Regions from separate parts of the Homo sapiens genome. Here region 2 is linked to region 1. Evidence: read pairs that join two places in POLR2A ChIA-PET (ENCODE). Cell type or tissue: GM12878. All regions are shown on one strand.

What was found. Peaks named below come from ENCODE experiments on the same cell type or tissue, not always from the same donor. Only the 100,000 strongest peaks of a DNase experiment are listed, where the experiment ranks them.
Region 2: POLR2A ChIA-PET joins it to region 1 with 7 read pairs; 4 of 35 experiments call an interaction of 5 or more read pairs at or near these places.

Annotation. Positions count from the first base shown.
Region 1 is chr4:108,115,843-108,120,842 of GRCh38, reverse strand. The region is part of intron 3 of LEF1 (lymphoid enhancer binding factor 1); the gene reads left to right. Among named protein-coding and RNA genes, the nearest start is that of LEF1-AS1, 49 kb to the left of the region's middle. RefSeq lists enhancers at 2,114-2,393, 2,961-3,470, 4,065-4,224 and a silencer at 3,805-3,874. In GM12878, no CTCF peak of the experiment used is centred here; DNase peaks (open chromatin) are centred at 2,212 and 3,917; H3K27ac peaks cover 682 bases.
Region 2 is chr4:108,331,468-108,336,467 of GRCh38, reverse strand. No RefSeq gene overlaps it. Among named protein-coding and RNA genes, the nearest start is that of LEF1, 170 kb to the right of the region's middle. RefSeq lists an enhancer at 591-3,284. In GM12878, no CTCF peak of the experiment used is centred here; a DNase peak (open chromatin) is centred at 2,807.

The DNA of each region.
Region 1 (5,000 bases):
TCTTGTATTCCGCAACATAAGCTTGACAGCTTTCCTATCCTTTAATGTCTCTTCTGATGAGTTCAGTGGTGATATTGACAAATGTGATTGTGGTATTATATAATGAAACAGGTAAACATTGGGAAAATCTACATGACTCAGTAACCCAACATTTTTCAGATGATCAGTGTTTGTTGCAAAATCACATGTGGATGAGAGATTCAAAGTGTAGGACTTTGATAGATTAATGGATTTCAATGTAACAGAGTAGGAAAAGTTCACTGATGGTTTCAGATTCCACATTGCAGCTGACCTTTAAAAAATTACTGCTTTGTCCATTGTATCAAAGAAGAATATTCATAATTATCTTAAAAAGCTATTAAAATAATTCTTTCCTTTCCAGTTATATATCTGTGTGAGGCTAGAATTTCTACATATACTTCACAGCAAATTTTATGCAGAAGCAGACATGAAAATTTAGTTGTCTTCTATTAAGCCAGATGTTAAAGAGGTTTTCAAAAACATAAAATGGTGGCTGGACACAGTAGCTCATGCACATAATCCTAGTACTTTGGGAGGCTGAGGCAGGAGGACTGCTTGAGTCCAGGAGTTTGAGACCAGCCTGGGCAACAAAGCGAGACCCCATCTCTACAAAATATAAAGAATTATCTGGGGGTGGTGGCACATACCTGTAGTCCCAGCTTCTTGGGAGGTTGAGGCAGGAGGGTTCCTTGAGCCCAGGAGTTCAAGGCTACATTGAGCCGTGATCACACCACTGCACTCCAGCCTGGGTGTCAGAGTGAGACCCTTCTTTTAAATATATACATACATACACACACACACACACACACACACACACACACACACACATATATAAAATATACACATATAATGGTACAACTTCCTATAAAAATATTTATGTTCACATGTAACAATTTAAACAGATTGTTTTTTAAGCAAATTAATAAATATTTTTTAATTTTCTCAGTTTCAGTTTCCAATATGATAAATATTGATAGATATAATCCATATAAACAAAAGCTCCCTGGGTGTCCTCAGTAATTTTCAAGATTATAAATGGATGCTGAAACCAAAAGTTGGAGAACCACCAGTTTACTAAGTCAAACTTTTAGGCCGCCTTATAGGAAAGACTTGAGGCTACCAAATGCACAGGTACATATGTGTTTCTTTTTGTAATGAAGGCTATCGTGATGGGGCAGATCATTCAACATACTCCCAAACAGGCCACATCCTGAAACTGGCAAAGACCTTCACACCTTTTATTGAGGGTTTTTTATTTTAATCTTTTGCCTTACAGTGGGACTTCCTGAAAAGTGTGGTGATTCTCAGTATTTCATTTTGTACATTACCATAATACTCTTACATGACATTTTGAGCATCATAAATCTGAACTCTATTATTAGGTTCAATATGTAATATGGACTCAGAAATTTCTTGAATGAAAATTTATGATGAGAATTAGTCATATCCCTAGGGTTTAGTCAGTGAAAACAAAACCTCAGTGTGTGCATTTAAAGGTGATCAGGAATAGAAATTATCTATTCTAAATGAAAGGAAAAAAGATAGAAAATTTCCCCATTTTAACAGAAAACAAAGACAAATGATTTAGAACCCAAGGACTGACTTTTCTCCTCAATATGTGATTTTCCATCACCTGATGTTGAACTTTTATCTCGTATGTGGGAGTTAGCTTTCAGTTCTACACTTATAATCTGTATAGCTGACCTGCTTGAAAGGCAAAGAAATTGAAAAAAAATGTTTTTTAAAAAATCTTATTTTCATGTGTTTTTCTTTGGTGTAAGTTGCTTGACTGTATTTCATCACAAATCATGTACTGTGCGGTATAGTTCCCTCACAAGGATGCATGATGTTGAATATACACAAAAAAATCTTTGTTTGAAAAAAAAATAGTTAGAAAGTTGGTGCTTTAACCAAAAAGAAGCTCAAGAATAGATTAGACCGTAACAACAAATTATGTAAAACAAAACCCAGAAAACAGGTCTGGTGGACGTTGTGTGTTATACTGTCTCATTAAAGAAAATGAGTCAAGATTGATCTAATTAACCACACAGGTTCAGTACATTTTACCTACTCGAGCAGGCTGCAGTGGCCATCTCCTGCCACAGCTGTTTGTTTAAATTGTTCACATGAGTCATACTGAGAAAGAGCCTTTAAAAAAAATAGGTAAACAAACTATTTGAAATCTCTGTCTTCTACCTGACAATCATCTAAGAGAAGCATTGTAATTATGTACTTGGGAGAGTCCCTGGCCTAAGGCCTTTCTAAACCTGAGGTGGCCTTACATAGATATTTAGAAGTAATGTCTTTTCACATGTCATTCATTGGGTGTATAGTGTTTTATGCAGTCTTTTACCTTCATGTTAGTTTAACTATAGCATGACAATTCACAGTTCGCATTAAGCCTAAGTTTCGCACTCAAAATCATTTTTGTATAAAATGTATGGAACTTGACTGTTGACAAATCGATCTGTTGAGTATTTTTATGTCACTGTTTAGCAAATGCAGAAATGTAGATTTGTGAAAAGATGACTAGAGATGAAAGCATGAATTCTTTGCCACCTTCCAAGTTAGCAGTAAGTATTAATAAGCTCATCTTTTAGAAAACAATGCAATGGAAATAAAAATAATTATTTGTTCTTGTGGTATGCTTAAAAGGATCATGGACTTTGGTGAAAGATCTGGATTTGACTCCTACCTCTACTACTTGTTAGCTGTGGGATCTTATGCAACTCATTTAGTCTAAGCCTCGTCACTCCCCACTCCCTACTCCCTAAAATGGAAATAATGATAGCAATCTCACAGAGTAGTCATTGGGACTGAACATTTATTTAGCATAGTACTTGGCTCATAATGACTGCCCCAAATGCTAGTAATAGTAATTGTGGCTGTTATCACTGCTAATATTAAGTTATATTTCACAAGTGCTAATTAAGTCCTGTTATCTTCCTGAGCCTTGGTTTTCTTATCTCTAAAATGGGGACTTGGGAGGTGATCTCTAAGATTCTTCCAGTCAGACCTTTCCAGTCACCCTGCAGAGGCTGGCGAGCTGCCCATTGCTGGGACCCTTCACGCCCACCCTGATCCCCTCCCTGCTCTTCCTCCCCCTCCCCGCAAAGCTTCTCTCTGGCCAGTTCTGCTCAGCAGGAGGTCGTTTGATCAAAGCCCTGGGAAAGGTCAGACATTCCTGGAGTGGTGACACTCAGCCGGCTGCAAGAGCTGCCCTTACAGAACCTTGTACTGCAGAAGCTGTAGCTCAAATGGAGAGGCTTTTCTAGGAGCCATTTTCTGAGCACTGTGGCGTAGCCCAGCTGGGAAGAAAGTTACTGAAGAACACCTGTTTGGGGGTGGCTGTCAAAAGCTTTGTTATGCTTTCATTTTCTTTTGGGATGTGCAAATGGTGGGAATAGAAAGGTGGAGGTTGAATCTTGTCATAAAGATGCTAACAAGTGGTAAATTACACTATAGTTAAACCGTGCAACCATTAAAAATTCTGTTAAAATATTTAATCACGGTAAAATATTTACAACATGTCGAGTAAATTAGATTATAAAATAATATCAGGGTTTTTTTTAAAAAATGTTTATATGTGAAGGTATAATGGAGAAAAATTAGGAAGAAATTTATCTCTAAGTTTTTTTCTGGGTGGCAGTATTAGGTAATTTTTGTTTAGATTTTCTAAATGTTTTACATGGGTTGATTCTAATGAGGAGAAACAAAAGAAATAAAATCAAAGAAAGAACCTTAATTGCTTATCAGATGAAAAGGCTAACCTCTTCACAGAAAAGAGGATGTGTGAATGTGAATTGTGTACAGTGATGTCTCACAGTGAGGGCACTCTGTGTCACACGTTGCCACCTTTGGCATCTTGTGGGCTTGAAGCTATAGAATGTGACCAGTCTCTTTACTTGTGGGCACTTACACAGTGCTTATGATGTGCCCAGCACTGTTCTTGGCACTCTAATACTAACTTATTGAATCCTCTCCACAACTTGCTGAAGCAGATCCTATTATCCTTACCTTACAGGAAACTGAGAGACAGGGATGTGAAAACACACAGGGCACACAGCCAGTGAGAAGCAAAGCCAAGATTCACACCCAGGTTCACCAGGCCCCAGAATCCAGGCTCCCACCACATACTGTTCCACTTTGCCCTGAAGTAAGACTCTTGACAGCCCTCAGGGCAAACAGCTCTCAAGTTGGATTTTATGTGTGTGGCCATCATGAGGGTTAATTGGGGTGTACTGTACTCTAGTGTGGTTCAGAAGTGGACTCGGAGGGCTCTTTGGTCCCTTCTTTTTGTTTGAGACAGTCTTGCTCTGTTGCCTAGGTTGGGGTACAGTGGTGCAATCACAGCTTGCTGCAGCCTCTACCTCCTGGGCGCAAGCAGTCCTCCCACCCCAGCCTGTCAAGTAGCTGGGACCACAGGCATGTGCCACCACGCCCAGCTAACTTTTCTATTTTTTTGTAGAGATGGAGTTTCACCGTGTTGCCCAGGCTGGTCTTGAACTCCTGGGTTCAAGCAGTCCTCTCACCTCGGCCTCCCAAAGTGCTGGGATTACAGGTGTGAGCCACTGTGCCTGGCCTGCACCCTTTTTTCTTGCTTACTGTTTCTCTTTCCTGTCAGCTGAGTCCAGCTCATGTCCCCCTGCCCTTTTCACTGTTTGAGTTCCAAGCCAACTCCCACACAGCTACCTTGATCAGATTTGACTCTCTTATTTTACCTCAGAGTCAAAATCTTGCCTGGGCGGGAGCACAGCAGTGAGCCTATAGCTTAACTTGGAATTGAAACCACCATTTATTTTCCTTCTGTCATTGTCAGGGACCTCAATTGTCTCTACAAAAATAGCTTTCCATAACTGCTCCTCAGTAGAGGGAAGAAAGCAGTAAAGAGGAAGGGGCACTGCAGCCTTCAGACCGCAGGCCTGCCTTACAGCCGTGTGTGTGTGTGTGTGTGTGTGTGTGTGTGTGTGTGTGTATGT
Region 2 (5,000 bases), 220 kb before region 1:
TAAACCCTGCAAAACATTAAAATTTGTCAAAGTTCTGTGACACATCTATGAGTGTTCATTATATTATTTTCTAGATTTTGCTTATGCCTGAAATGTAGGACTTTCCAAAAGAGTCTCTTGGCAGATGGATATGACTGGATGTCATTGCCTCATTTCTGCTTCTGGAATGTTGTCCATTGCTTTTTCAGACAGTGGAGCTATGAGTGAGTCAGCCTGTGGTTCAGGTAATGTCCCAAGCTCTTCTTAACTGCCATGGAGCTGCAAGCAGTAGCTAGCAATGTTGTATATCAAGGATTTATGGTCTAGACTTAGTCCTGAACATGCACAGCCTCCCATATTCCTCAAAACAATTTAAGGGAGAAAATACAATTGTTATTCCCATTTTATAGATGAAGAAACCGAGTTGTTGAGAGTGATCTAGCCCAGGTTTCCTGGTGAGTGGAGAAGCCAAGAGTCAAACTATGCCCTCTTAGACTCTAGCCACCACTTTATACTCCCTCCTCATGATTGGTGTCCATTGTCTTTACAAGTAATATTGTCCAGAATTGTCAGGTTCAAAAGGTCACTTAAGTTCCCAATATAGGAGTTATGGGAATCAGTGTGTAGCAACCCTCTGACACTGGCTGTGGCTCCACAAGGAACCTCACTGCTTCACACCTGCCTGGCACAGCTGCCACTGCATGCTCGGGAGAGCACCCCCGTGAACTTGAAAGCTGTCCTCCAATAAGACCTTGATGCGTCAGTCAGATGGACCAAGGCCTCTTGTCATGATAGCTCAGGAGGCAGCTACGTTCATTCACAGTTTACATCTATTCAGCAACAGGCCTGAAACAGAGACGTCGTAAATCCCATCAAAATCTCCTCCATTATGTGACACACTTTGTTAGAACAGAATAAGGGGTTCGGCTCTGTTGGACCAAATCAAGTTGGTCTATGTGGAGTATCACATTTTAGATTCAAATCCCTGTTAAACCCTCTGCTTAGGCTCGTGGTTAACAATATTTTTATATCTGTCTGCAGAGATGACAGGCAGCCCAGCTCTCGAGCAGGCCTAGAGGCCTCTGCACGGCTGTTTTTAGAGGCAGGCTCCATAGATGAAAGGCAGAAATCCCACCACCCCAGTGTCTCCTGATTAGCCCGGAGAAAAGCTGAATGACAAACATGTTTCCAATCTGCCTGGCCCATGCAGGGAAATGGGGCAATCTGGCCTGAAAAGGGATTTAGACTTTTGTTGTGTGCAAGGGAGGGGGGTTGGAGAAAAAAGCTGATTTAAATCCATCCACAATGCTTTCCCACTTGGTGAACTCTTAGATAAGAAACAGCCTGGCTGTGGTTCAGACCCCCACCACGCCCGTGCATCTTCCTTCTGCCTGCGTCACTGCTAGGTGATCTTGGTCCTCTCAGACAAAGTCGGATACTATAGAGATGACTGCAGCTGGACATTTCAGAGCACTCACCCTTTTGGCCAGAAGCCTATGTGCTTGTTGATTAATAAAACTGGCATAGAGCAAAATCCTCTATAGAATTTCTAGGCTAAAATAAGCATCAGTAACAAGGTATACACTACCTAGTTAGCTCTTTGGTTGCTTATGCTAATCACACTACAGTACACTAGTTTCACAGTAGTATAAAATACTACATAAAATGATTGCAAGGCTTATGTGGCAAATACTGAGTTAAATATGTGATTTATTTATTGGACACATTGCATGAAAACAGAATATTTTCATTTCTCTCTTCCTGATACAGAGAAGAGCCCCACAGATATTGAAATTATATACAGTTGATACAGACCTTCTTTTAACCATATAAGTCAATAAATCATCTGCCACATTTTATTACATAATTGTATATTCAGGTGGGCAGGGTTTCGGTGCTAATTTCTTTTTAACCCACAAGCCACATAGATGGCAACACTGTACTCTGATAACATTTATTCTGGCTTCAAACAAATCATCCTTTTCCTTTCTCAATGCATACACCCGGGTATCAAACTGATGGAATAAAGGGTAGGGTTGAGGGGAGTCTGTCCCCTTCAAGAGTCCCTTTCTTAGGGTGTGGTATATAAAAAGCACCTGTAAGATGGCTGCCTGCCACATGGCCATGGCTGCCTGGGTACAGCTAAGGCGCCCTGCTCTGCCGGCATCAGCACAGGGCTTCTTCAAACACAATTATCAAGAGAGTCCTCAGTGACCTCTTATTGCTGCCGTATTTGGGAAATAGCATTCAGATGCAGATTGGCTTAAATCCTATCAATCCATTCAACCATGTGTGTGAGTGTGCTTGTATGTGTGTATGCACACGCGCATTTGTGAACACACATCACACATGTATTTGCACTTATATAAGTTCTCCGTAGGGCATTTAAACCCCCCAACCTAAAATGTCCAAATGAGGAGAAATGATTATTTTCCCAGGCAACTTTGTCAATTGCTCCTGTGCTCTTCTTATAAATATTTCATAGCAAATATTTAACATGATTCTTTCCCCAATCGGATCAGCTTTGAAATACTCCTCAAAGTGAATTCTCCCCCAACAATAGCTTGATGCAAAAGCGCTTTTTTTCTCTCTCTTAAGCACAGGGTCTGCTGCCATAGCAGCATGAATAGTTCTTATTTAATGGAAAAGAAAAGATACTTTCCATTAATTCAGTAGGCAGTGCAGGTGGGGGTGGTGACAGGCACAGCACATGCGTACCTTAGGCTTCCAGTATGGAGGCGCAGCCTACCTTGACCTCCCCTCCCCCAGCATGCCTGCGATTACTACCCAGCCGACATTAGAACTGTAATGGGAAGTGACAAGTTTATGTAAATGATCCACATACGGATTTTGCTCTTGTAAAACAGAGCAGTTATTCTGGGCTTTCTAATTATTTCATGCCTCGTGGTTCTCTGATGGGGCAGAGATGACTATACTTGAAAAGTACCCTGTGATTGACAGACTTCTGTCCCCCTGGAGCTCATTAGGGCTTAGGCTTTGGAAGATGGGAAATAACCCTACCAGGCACCAAAAAAAAAAAAAAAAAAAAAAAAAGAATTCTCCCCAGCACCAGTGATTCTGTAAGATTCATTTGTTCAGATTTATGTTTTGTTGGGGAAACAGTGTTATCAGAAAATTGCACTATTGCTTTCCTGATCCAGCCAGACTCTCTGCTTTGGTGCTTTTGATTTTTAAAACCTACGTTTAGAGCCACACCAGCTGTATGATGTAGAACTTGAAGGGTATGAAATGCCAGTGGAATTCTTCACAATGAACTATTCTGAAGAAGAAAGTGGGGAAGGAGGGAGGTGAGAGGAGCAATATGCCATATAGAGCAGCTATGGAATCTAACTGGACTTGAACCAGTGTTATCATTTTATAGACACAGCGTGACCTGTTCCTAAGTCAAATCCACAGAGACATCAATGAAGGGAGCAAATAAAATTGAATCATTGATTAGGAAAATCTGACTATCCTCTCACTTGAAATACACCCTGAAGAGAAAGAGAAGAAAGTGCTGGGATGGGGGAAGATTGTGAAAAAAATATCCATAAGCTGGAAAGATTTCAAGGTTCATTTATTTTAGTCTTCCCATTTTATGGGTTAGAAAATTAAGAGGCAGAGTGGTCATATAGCTCACTAGCAGTATAGCCAGTATGGACTGCAGCTTTCTACCCAGTACCCGTTTCTCTGGCGCAGAACCAGGAAGGGGATAGGATCTGGGGAGACCAGGAAACAAGGTCTCCAATGGGTAAGGTTCCAAATTAAGGAAGCCAAAATTGTTAGTCTCATTGTAGTAGGGTCAGATTTTTATCCACCACACTGAAATATGTAAACATTGGAGCATTCTTTATGTTTCTATAACTGAGTAGTAAGGAAAAAATACTTAAACTTCCTAATTAAAGTAAGTTCAGTGTCTCTCAGTATTAAAAGTTTCATTCAGGTTGGTTTATTTTCATTCAAGTTCAATGGCCATTTGTCTTGTCTCAAAACTTCCCCAATCCCCATGACTACTTTCCTAAGAAGGCATCTGCGTATGTTATGTGCCTGTGTTGTGACTAGAGGGACTGCTTGGGCTGCCCTCTGGTCTTCCGATGCCTCTTCAGCTTGTCTGTTGTCAAGTAAACACATATGCAGATAGCCAGCTTCCCTTCCCGTCATCAATACAAATGCAAGAAAATGTGCCTCGAACCAAAGAAATCATCTTAGAACCTAAGAGAGAGAGAGAGGGGAGAGAATATTTATTCAAAATGCAATTGTGTTAAACCATGTTACTGAGATACTTTCTTTATATTTTGCAAATTTCAGTACCACCACATACCCTTATGTTGTCCTTCCCTGCCTCTATCACTGACCTCATGAAGGGATCATAAGGAAGTTTGAGTCAGTCATAAAAAATTGTTACCATTAAATGCACATCTGAGCCCAACGGTATAAATTTTCACTGCCTGCTGTATATAAGCAACACAGAGTCAGAAAAGAAGGCACAGACCATGAAGGGGTGCATGTAAACCAAACCAGGCATGAGAAGATGGAAGTGTGGAAAGGAAAAGAAGGCCACTCTGTAACAGAGGCATGCCACAAAACCTCCAAGTTAAAGAACACAGAAAAGGAGGAAAGCAGCCTAACTCATTTTAGGAGGCTAATAAAACGTTGATTTCTAAAACCAGTATGGACAGCACAAGAAAAAAATTGCAGGTCTATTTAACTTATGAGTATAGGTGGAAAAATTCTATATAACATGTGATCTAAGTAAATACCAAATAATGTATTTAACAACAAGCCAAGTGTGGTTTTTCCCAAAAATACAATGGTTTAATATCAGAAACCCCAGTGTTAAAGGAGAAAAGAAAGAAAAACATCTATGAATGCAAAAGAGTTTCATGAAATTTATATTTCCTTGTGATAAAACAATAACAATCTCAGTCGCCAGGAATAGAAGAGGACTTTCATTTGCTATAGATGCTATACCAAAAAAGTAACATCAACATGATAGCTGGTGGATAAACCTCAGGCTCTAT